Regions from separate parts of the Homo sapiens genome. Here all the other regions are linked to region 2. A link is a contact called in ENCODE Hi-C or POLR2A ChIA-PET data. All regions are on one chromosome and are shown on one strand. The core of a region is the stretch at or near the end of the contact, and the rest is flanking DNA. Distances in the headings are between cores, read along the strand shown.

Region 1 (2,700 bases), core at 87-2,586, 87 kb before region 2:
CAAGCTTCACGTCCTCTACTGAAGCTGCAGCAACCGAGTCCTGCCACTTTTCCTGTTCTCTTTCTCACTCATTTTCTCTCTGTATTTCCACATTCACGACTCCCATTACTCTCCCCGTAACACCACAGTGTTTCCTAAACTTCAATGATCTACTCCTTTTTCTATGAGAAGAAAAAAATTCTGTGCACTCCTTTACCACCGTCACTCTGTGAGAGTTGATGTGAATTATGTTTCTTTTTATCTCATCACCTGAAAATGTACAAATATAAACCAGGTTTTTAAAAATCCTTAGGTTTACAGCTCTCACATGATTTTTAAAAATGAATCTTACAAATAGAGTACAAGCAACACTACAAAATCCTCATTAATTTAATGTGTTAATTTAATGTGGCAGATGATGCTGTTTGAAACTGCTAAAATTACATTTCGGCGTGGAATGTGACTGTGGCATGGGCCACGATGGCTTGGGATCTTCTAAGCTTAGCATGCCTGTGCCATCATGTACCACGTGAGGATTGATTCTCCCATCTTTTTCTGCCATCCAAGCTACGGTCTAGTCTTCATTTGTGCAACATGCCAACTGGCCTCAGCTTATCAGAAACGCATCATTTACATATCGAGGCTCCCTGCGTTCTTTTCTCATTAGCCTGTGATAATTTAGGTTGAGTGCCATTGTGATAAAAACACAGCACAGGCGGCGGAAGCTGTGGCACTAGTAGGTTACTAGGTTACAAGGTGGTTGCCATGTTTTTCAAACTGGGTCACATCCCTATGCAGTCACATCCCTGCATCATGAGATCAATTTAGTAAGCTGTTACAAGCAATTTTTTAAAAAATGTTACAGAAAAGAGAAAATATCAAGTATTACGTGGTGTCAGAATAAGTATTCAGAAAATTGTTTTACACACACACACACAGACACACACACTCACATAACCAATCCAAACAGATGCCAGTATTGCTTCTGGGGAAGGTCCGTGGAAGCCCACTGAAATAGGCTAAATAGTGACCCCAAAAGATATCAGGTCCTAATCCCTGGAACCTGCAAATGTTGCTTTATAAGCAAAAAGTGTCTTTGCAGATATGATTAAAGTAAGGACAATGAGATGGATAGATTTTCCTGGATTATCCATGTGGGCCCTAAATGTAATCACAGGTATCCTTATAAGAGAAAGACAGAGGGAGATTTGATCAAGACAGAATGGTGGCCCTGTTGACTCCTTGGTTTTGACCCAGTGAAACTGACTTCAGACTTGCGGCTTCCCAAGCTGGGAGAGAATGAATTCTGTTTTTGAAACCACCCCATTTGTGGTTGTTTGTTACAGCAGCCACAGGAAACCAATAGATCCCACCTCTCCCCTCACCACCACTGGTGGGTGCTTTCGGGGGTAGTTGAAGGCAATCCCCGAGGAAGTACCAAGACTATTAGCGGGGTAGGGTGGTGACACGTAGGCTCAGAGCCATTTCTCAAGTGGTTTGGAGTATTATAGTATTTTCACAACTGGTACACCTGGACTGGTCTAGACTGGCTGTCTGTCAGTTCTATTTGTGCATGGACATCAGTGACGGAAACTGGGCCACTGTGTAAGATGGATTCCTTCTGTGGGTGGCTGCCAAAAAAAAAAAGTTTGAAGGTCTCTAATTCATATGACCCAGTCTATGCTTAGACTGACTAACTATTTTTTTAGGTCACCATCCATATGAAAACACAAAATTTAAATATTCTCACAGAGACTCTGTGGACTCCAAGATTCACCTGCAGGCACTCAAGGACCCTTGGGCCCCACTTTAAGAAACTCAGTAAGAACCCTCTTCCCCCAGCATCAGACAATTATTGTATCTCTTGGACCTTGAGCCTAATTAGGGTGGGCTCAGCCACCCCCAGGTGTGCCCACCTGAGCTCCCTTCCAGAGCTGCTCATGGCACCTGCTCCTCCCAGAGCTGCTCATGGCACCTGCTCCTTCCAGAGCTGTCTGCCCAGGAGTGTGGGTTTGAGGCTTCTGGGAGGCCCCACCCTTGGCTGTGGAAGCTGGGAGCCACTGGGACCACCTGCCCTCCCGCTGCACTGTACCTCTCTCTCTGCCCCAGGACTCATATACCCTTTTCTTCCAGGAAACCCCTGGGTCTTCGCTGGCCATAGCCTCAGAGGACTGACTTAGCCCTACAGTCTAAAAGTAAAGATTTGGAGCAAAAACTGCTTCAAAAACAAAACAAAACAAAACCACTGTCACTGGGGTGTAACCAACTTCTTTCTCTGGGGCCTCTTTTCTGTTACTCTTTACTTCTCAACCCCCCCACCCCACATCCCAGCCCTGATGCAAGAGGGGGCAGGGTCCTTACCTAACAACCAGAAAGCCCGTGTCTGTGCTTCTAAATCCCTAAGGCCCTGCTCCATCATAGGTGGGTTTTCGTACTGTTATTGGTAGCTCTGCCTCCCTTTGTGGCAGAAAAGCCAAGAGCCACCTCCCTTTGGGTTCCATGAGCCTTCCTACGTCTTTCCCAAACCAGGTCACACCTGAGCTTCAGCTCCACCTTGAGGCCACCAGAGGTGCCTGCCCTGAGGTGAAACCTCGGTGTGACCCAGGCAGGTGTCCTCTCTGGCCAAACCATTTCCTTGCACATGCACCAGTCAACTGTCATAGCAATAGCCATCATCTGAGACAGCCCTTTACATACTGTTTTCACGTATGTCTGCTCATT
Region 2 (2,700 bases), core at 74-2,573:
TCACCCTGAAAATGCCCCTTCCTTTTCCATTCAGCTGTGTGCTCCTGTGGCATTGAAGAGCAGCACCAGTGTCATGTGGAGGTTTTAATGGCCTCTGCTTGGAATATGTGGATGTGAGGTTGCTGCAAGTATTCTCATTCTGGTATTTTTATGGCCTGAGCTATTTTAGCCAGGAGGATGCAAGCAGACCCCGAAAGCCCAATTACGTTTCTAGAATCTGAATGCCCAGCAACTTGGAAGGTCATGAGAAGCAGCTACCCCAGGGTTCAGAACTGTGAAGCGGCCTCCTGATTTGAAGGTAGAACATTGCCTCTTGGCAGCGCTGTTTGCACTCAATATAAAACCCAAAGTGGGTGGAAATGCTGCCCAGTTGGAAAAAAACAACAAAAATGCAAACCGAGTATTTGGAATTTTTATCCAATTCCTTCCACTATGACAAAAAAACTTCTAAATTCCCTCCCAAGATCCAACCTGCTATGTAGCTGGGGCTGTCTTCAGAGTCAGACCTGGGTTTGGACAGTCCCTGCGAAACAGGTCTTTAGATCTCTGTAGCTCCTACAGGGCTTCGCAAGTGCCAGAGACATAGACGTGTTCAGTAAACACTCGTGGATAAGAAGCTCTGCGCTCAAAGGTTTTGGAAAGAGAGAGGAAAAACAAAACAGACCGGGGCATTTCCACCTTATTAAAATGCAGCAGGACCGTCTTGCTAGGAGCAATGTTGATTTTCCACGAGCCCCGCACAGGGAACAAGAAGATCCAAGTCCCACTTCACATTGTTTCTCATTGTGTGACCTTGAGCAAACCCAGGGCCACAGTTTTGTCTTTGTTCATGTGAGGATCTGGGTTGGGAGACCCTATGCGAAGGCAATCAGGGTGCCGTTATCCACCCAGCTGTCGCCGGTGGGTACGTGCAAACACAGACTCTCTGTTGTTGATGGGGAAATAATCAGAGACAGATTCTCAGTGATGTAACCAAGAGAACCGAGCAGATGACTATAAAGACAGAAGTGAAAGTCCATTCCAGAACCGTGGCCGCCTGAGGAAACTCCCCAGGAGACACCCTGATGGGCACTGAGGAGCAAAATGCATGGTCCTGCTCACATCCCATCCCCTCTACCCCCCGAAGGGTACCTAATCCCCAAAGCACTAAAGTGTGAACATTCCTACCAGGACGTACTCATGGGTCAGACAGGGTCACAGCTCTGGAGCCTGCCATTCTACTGGTTCCTAGTTGGTCCTCTTGCCACACTGTTGTTATTACTGTTGTGGCTGTGGCTGTCGCTGTTGCTGTCTGTGCCAGGCGTGCAAATCCCCAAGGGCTGGGCCTTTCTTTTCTCCTGCCATACCCCCTCGGCCTCGCCACTGTGGTCCCCAGCCTGGTCTCTGCACACAGCAGGCATTCAATAACCACTCGCTGTTTAACCCTCATCATGGCAGGAAAATAAGCCGTGGCTGGGTGCTCAGAGCCTGGAATAGCATGTATGGGGGTGGGGCAGGGAGGGCACAGAGCCACGTGGAGCCAGGGCCCTAACGAGAAACAGGCCTCAGCACTGAGGAGAAATTGATTACCCTGCCTCTCAGTACCAGGCCTTCTCTCCAGAGCTCCTGCAAGAGACACAGACCTAGGGTGGAGGCCCCAGCCTGAGCCTCTTCAGGGCTATCCAGCCCCTAGTCCCCAGCATGGAAGCTAATGAGTGTATTTATAACCCACCTTGTCCCAAAAAGAATTACAAGCATTTTTCAAAAAGGGAAGCAATACCGTAAGAGGAAGTAAATTTAGAAGAAAAAAAATGAGTCAAAGGGAAATAAGGGCAGGATTGTTTTATGGTGGAAATTCAGGTTTGGGGTCAGATGGAGGGAGAACCAGTTCTGGACCCTTCGTTATGTCACCAGAGGAAGCTCTGCCCACCAGCCTACCAGCCACGAGTCTTATTGGGGGTGGCAAGGTTACCTGGGGATGATGATGTTTGTTGTTTTCTTAACCTCAAGCATGGTGATTGTGACAAGGATCAGGGCGGAATACTTGGAAAACATGGATCAGGACAGAAATACTTTGTGAATCAAGGAAAATATGTTGGTGCTATCTCCTGTCACTGAGGAATGGGATGGTTAAGCCTCCAGGCACTGGGGTAGAGGGATAAGAGTTCAAGTTCCAGTTCTGTAGCTGACTAGCTGCTTCTAACCTTCATTATTTAACTTCTCTAAGCTTCAGCTATACAAGAACTGAGTCGAGCATCCGAAGTCCCTATGAATAAAAAGTGAACGTGAACTCTTTGTGTAGCAAAGGCTGTCATAAGCATTTCCATATCTGAACCCCTTTAATACTGTTAAAAACCCCTGAGGTAGGTGGGTGCTGATATCATCCATATTTTGCAGACAAAGAAACAGGTTAAAATGACTAAATCCAAGTCACATTAACTGGTATATGGCAGAGTCAGGTTTTTTTTGTTGTTGTTGTTGTTTTTTTTTGAGACGGAGTCTCACTCTGTCACGCAGGCTGGAGTGCAGTGGCACAATCTCGGCTCACTGCAAGCTCCACCTGCCGGGTTCATGCCATTCTCCTGCCTCAGCCTCCCAAGTAGCTGGGACCACAGGCACCCACCACCACGCCCAACTAATTTTTTTTTTTTTTGTATTTTTAGTAGAGACGGGGTTTCACTATGTTAGCCAGGATGGTCTCTATCTGGTGACCTCGTGATC
Region 3 (2,700 bases), core at 113-2,612, 70 kb after region 2:
ATGGTGGCATGCTCCTGTAGTCCCAGTTACTCAGAAGGCTCGAGTGGGAAGATCGCTTGAGTCAGGGAGATGGAGGCTACAGTAAGTTGTAATCATGCTGCTGCAGTCCAGCTTGGCTGACAAAGTGAGACCTTGCCTCGGAAAGGAAAGGAAAGGAAAGGAAAGGACAGGAGAGGAGAGGGGAGGGGAGGGGAGGGGAGGGGAGGGGAGGGGAGGGGAGGGGAGGAGCAGAGAAGAGAAGAAAAGAGAAGAAAAGAAAAGAAAGGAAAGGAAGGAAAGGAGGGAAGAAAAGAAAGAGAAAGAAAGAAGAAAACGAGAAAGGGAGGGAGGAAGGCAGGAAGGCAGGACAGAAGAACGCAGGCAGGCAGGCAAGATGGAAGGAAGGAAGGGAGGGAGGGAGGGAAAGAGAAAGAAGGAGAAAGAAGAACTCCAATAGAAGAAGACCAGGGAAGGGTCTAGGCCTAATTTTGTCATTTATTTAAATGTCTTTGAGCATCTCATTGAACTCTCTCTGCTTCTCTGCATTTGCATCTGCAAAATGAGGAAACTGCACATGACTCTGAGGTGATTTCCCACTCAATGATCCTAAGATATTTGAGTACTTGAATATCCTTCAATGATAACATCTGGGAAGAGTATAAAGTCTGATATTAGTCCTCAGTAGTGCTCTCCAAAAGGATGGGTAGATAACTACAGACATTTTTAATTACATATCACTGAGTAACAAATTACCTCCAAATTTAGGAGCTTAAGGCAAGAATAAACATTTATTCTCTCACAGAGTTTCTCAGGGTCAGGAATCCAGGAGTGGCTTAGCTGGGAGGTTCTAGCTTGGGATCTATAAAGGGATTGTAGTCAAGAAGTTGGCTGGACATACAGTCTTCTGAAAATTTGACTAAGGCTGAAGAATCTGTTTCCAAGGTGGCGCTCTCATGGCCGATGGCAGAGTCTTCAGTTGCTTATCACAGGGACTTCCTTGCAGAGCTGTTTGAGTGCCCCTCTGGCATGGCAGTTGGCTTCTTCTGCAATGAGTGATCTAAGAGCAAGAGCAAGGAGGAAGCCACAATGCATGTAATGACTTATTCTCACGGGTTGCACATTGTCACTGCTGCCACATTGAATTCGCTAAAACTCAGTTACTGACTACAGACCACACCCTAGGAGAGAAGAATTAGGCTCCACTTCTTGAAAGGAGTATCAAAGAACTTGCAAATTTATTTGTGAGTTTATTTTAAAAGCCCTCACAAACACGTATTCTTTAAACTAGAGTGGCTCAGCCCTGCAAGACAGGGAAGTTATAACAACCAACATTTCTAGAGTGACTCACTGTTTAGAAAGTATTTCCCCATGTTTTCTCATTGGGTTGTCACAACCCCCCAGTGGAACAACAGCATTAATATCCCCACTTAAAAATGAGGAAATGGAAGCGAGGTCACTTTTGTACAGTTATTTAACAAGTAAGTTGTATAGCTGGGGATTAAGCCCAGCACAAAGCATAAGGCCTTTTCACCATCCTTCAAATGAGAAACTTGGCATGAAGGCCTTTGCACAGAAAAGTTTCATTAGGAAGATTGACTATTCCTTACTTCCTACCAATTGTTTTTACCTATTTTATTAAATTTTTTTATGTTTAACTTACATACTTCCAAAATTACTTGAAGCAGTTTACAAATAAAATGTTTAAGAAAGAAAGAGGAGTAGGGCTGGGCCTGGTGGCTCATGCCTGTAATCCCAGCACTTTGGGAGGCCGAGGTGGACAGATCACTAGAGGTCAGGAGTTCAAGACCAGCCTGGCCAACATAGTGAAACCCCATCTCTACTAAAAATACAAAAATTAGCTGGGCACAGTGGCAGGTGCCTGTGATCCCAGCTACTTGGGAGGCTGAGGTGGGAGAACCACTTGAACCTGAGAGTGGTATGCAGGTCAAACCACTGCACTCCAGCCTCAGCGACAGAGTGAGACTTGGTCTCAAAAAAAAAAAAAAAAAAAAAAAGAAAAAGAAAAAGGAGTAAATAATTCTAGGCACCAGAAATGATCATATTACAACACTTGGCAATAAATTTGGTTCAGATCTTTCTGGCAGCAGAGGTGAAAAGAGAAGCGTGATAGGCTGCAGAGATTTCACTTTCTGACAAGAGTGAGCATGCATGCTATCATTGCCTGAAGCTAAATTCAAGAAGGACTTTATCACGTGGAGTTGTGTAGAGTTAATACCGCTTAACATTGTGGTCAGTATCTTCAATCACACGCTTGCAAAAGATGTACTCATATTAACCCTGAATGTAAACAGAGGACACACCTCACCTGTAAGTTGGTTAATATATTTGAGGAAGAAGCTGAGGAAAGGTGGCCCAGGTACCTTTCTCTCTAATGTCTTTACCAAATTAAGGCATAGAACTTGGAGAATATACAGGAATTGAAGGTTGATCTGTCTGGTGGACTGTCTCTCAAGTATCAGAGTTGTGAGAGTGCTTGAATGACCTGCTAAATCTTGTTAATTTGTCTTGGCATCTTGTAACAGGTACCTACCTGTAATATAAATATTCTATATTGTCAATTAATTAAGGACTTTGCTAAAAGAGAGCAAGGAATGCCAATATAAAGTTAAAGAAAAATATAAAATAAATAAGTTAGGCTGGGCATGGTGACTCATGTCTGAAATCCCAGGACTTTGGGAGGACATGGTGGGAGGGTTGCTT

What was found. Hi-C counts contacts between places; a loop is a spot of excess contacts on that map. ChIA-PET counts read pairs that join two places held with the same protein, here RNA polymerase II (POLR2A). Pooled maps may share reads with other maps.
Region 1: a map of endothelial cell of hepatic sinusoid shows a loop between it and region 2 (4-fold over the local background). The contact joins two enhancer-like sites. A Hi-C loop is called at or near these places in 1 of 168 maps with a recorded cell type or tissue (endothelial cell of hepatic sinusoid), 1 of 37 single-sample maps with no recorded cell type and 3 of 50 pooled maps. POLR2A ChIA-PET finds 5 or more read pairs at or near these places in 3 of 52 experiments (GM12878, H1 and OCI-LY7).
Region 3: a loop to region 2 is called in a map of PC-9, with 7 times the contacts of the local background. The contact joins two enhancer-like sites. A Hi-C loop is called at or near these places in 2 of 168 maps with a recorded cell type or tissue (PC-9 and endothelial cell of hepatic sinusoid), 1 of 37 single-sample maps with no recorded cell type and 6 of 50 pooled maps. POLR2A ChIA-PET finds 5 or more read pairs at or near these places in 5 of 52 experiments (BJ, CD8-positive, alpha-beta memory T cell, WTC11 and 2 more).

The regions. Positions count from the first base shown.
Region 1 is chr4:26,130,520-26,133,219 of GRCh38, forward strand. It overlaps a transcript of RBPJ not described here. Among named protein-coding and RNA genes, the nearest start is that of LINC02357, 61 kb to the left of the region's middle. Within about 2 kb of position 1,337, at least 2 of the 41 ENCODE cell types and tissues checked have a DNase peak (open chromatin) inside an H3K27ac peak, as active enhancers do.
Region 2 is chr4:26,217,325-26,220,024 of GRCh38, forward strand. The region is part of intron 1 of LOC124900690 (a long non-coding RNA gene); the gene reads right to left. It also overlaps a transcript of RBPJ not described here. Among named protein-coding and RNA genes, the nearest start is that of RBPJ, 100 kb to the right of the region's middle. RefSeq lists an enhancer at 846-905. Within about 2 kb of position 1,324, at least 7 of the 41 ENCODE cell types and tissues checked have a DNase peak (open chromatin) inside an H3K27ac peak, as active enhancers do.
Region 3 is chr4:26,287,414-26,290,113 of GRCh38, forward strand. It overlaps LOC105374542 (a long non-coding RNA gene), which reads right to left. Exons shown (of 2, transcript XR_925508.3): 2 at 740-1,036. It also overlaps a transcript of RBPJ not described here. Among named protein-coding and RNA genes, the nearest start is that of RBPJ, 32 kb to the right of the region's middle. RefSeq lists an enhancer at 1,232-1,281 and a silencer at 1,452-1,501. Within about 2 kb of position 1,363, at least 8 of the 41 ENCODE cell types and tissues checked have a DNase peak (open chromatin) inside an H3K27ac peak, as active enhancers do.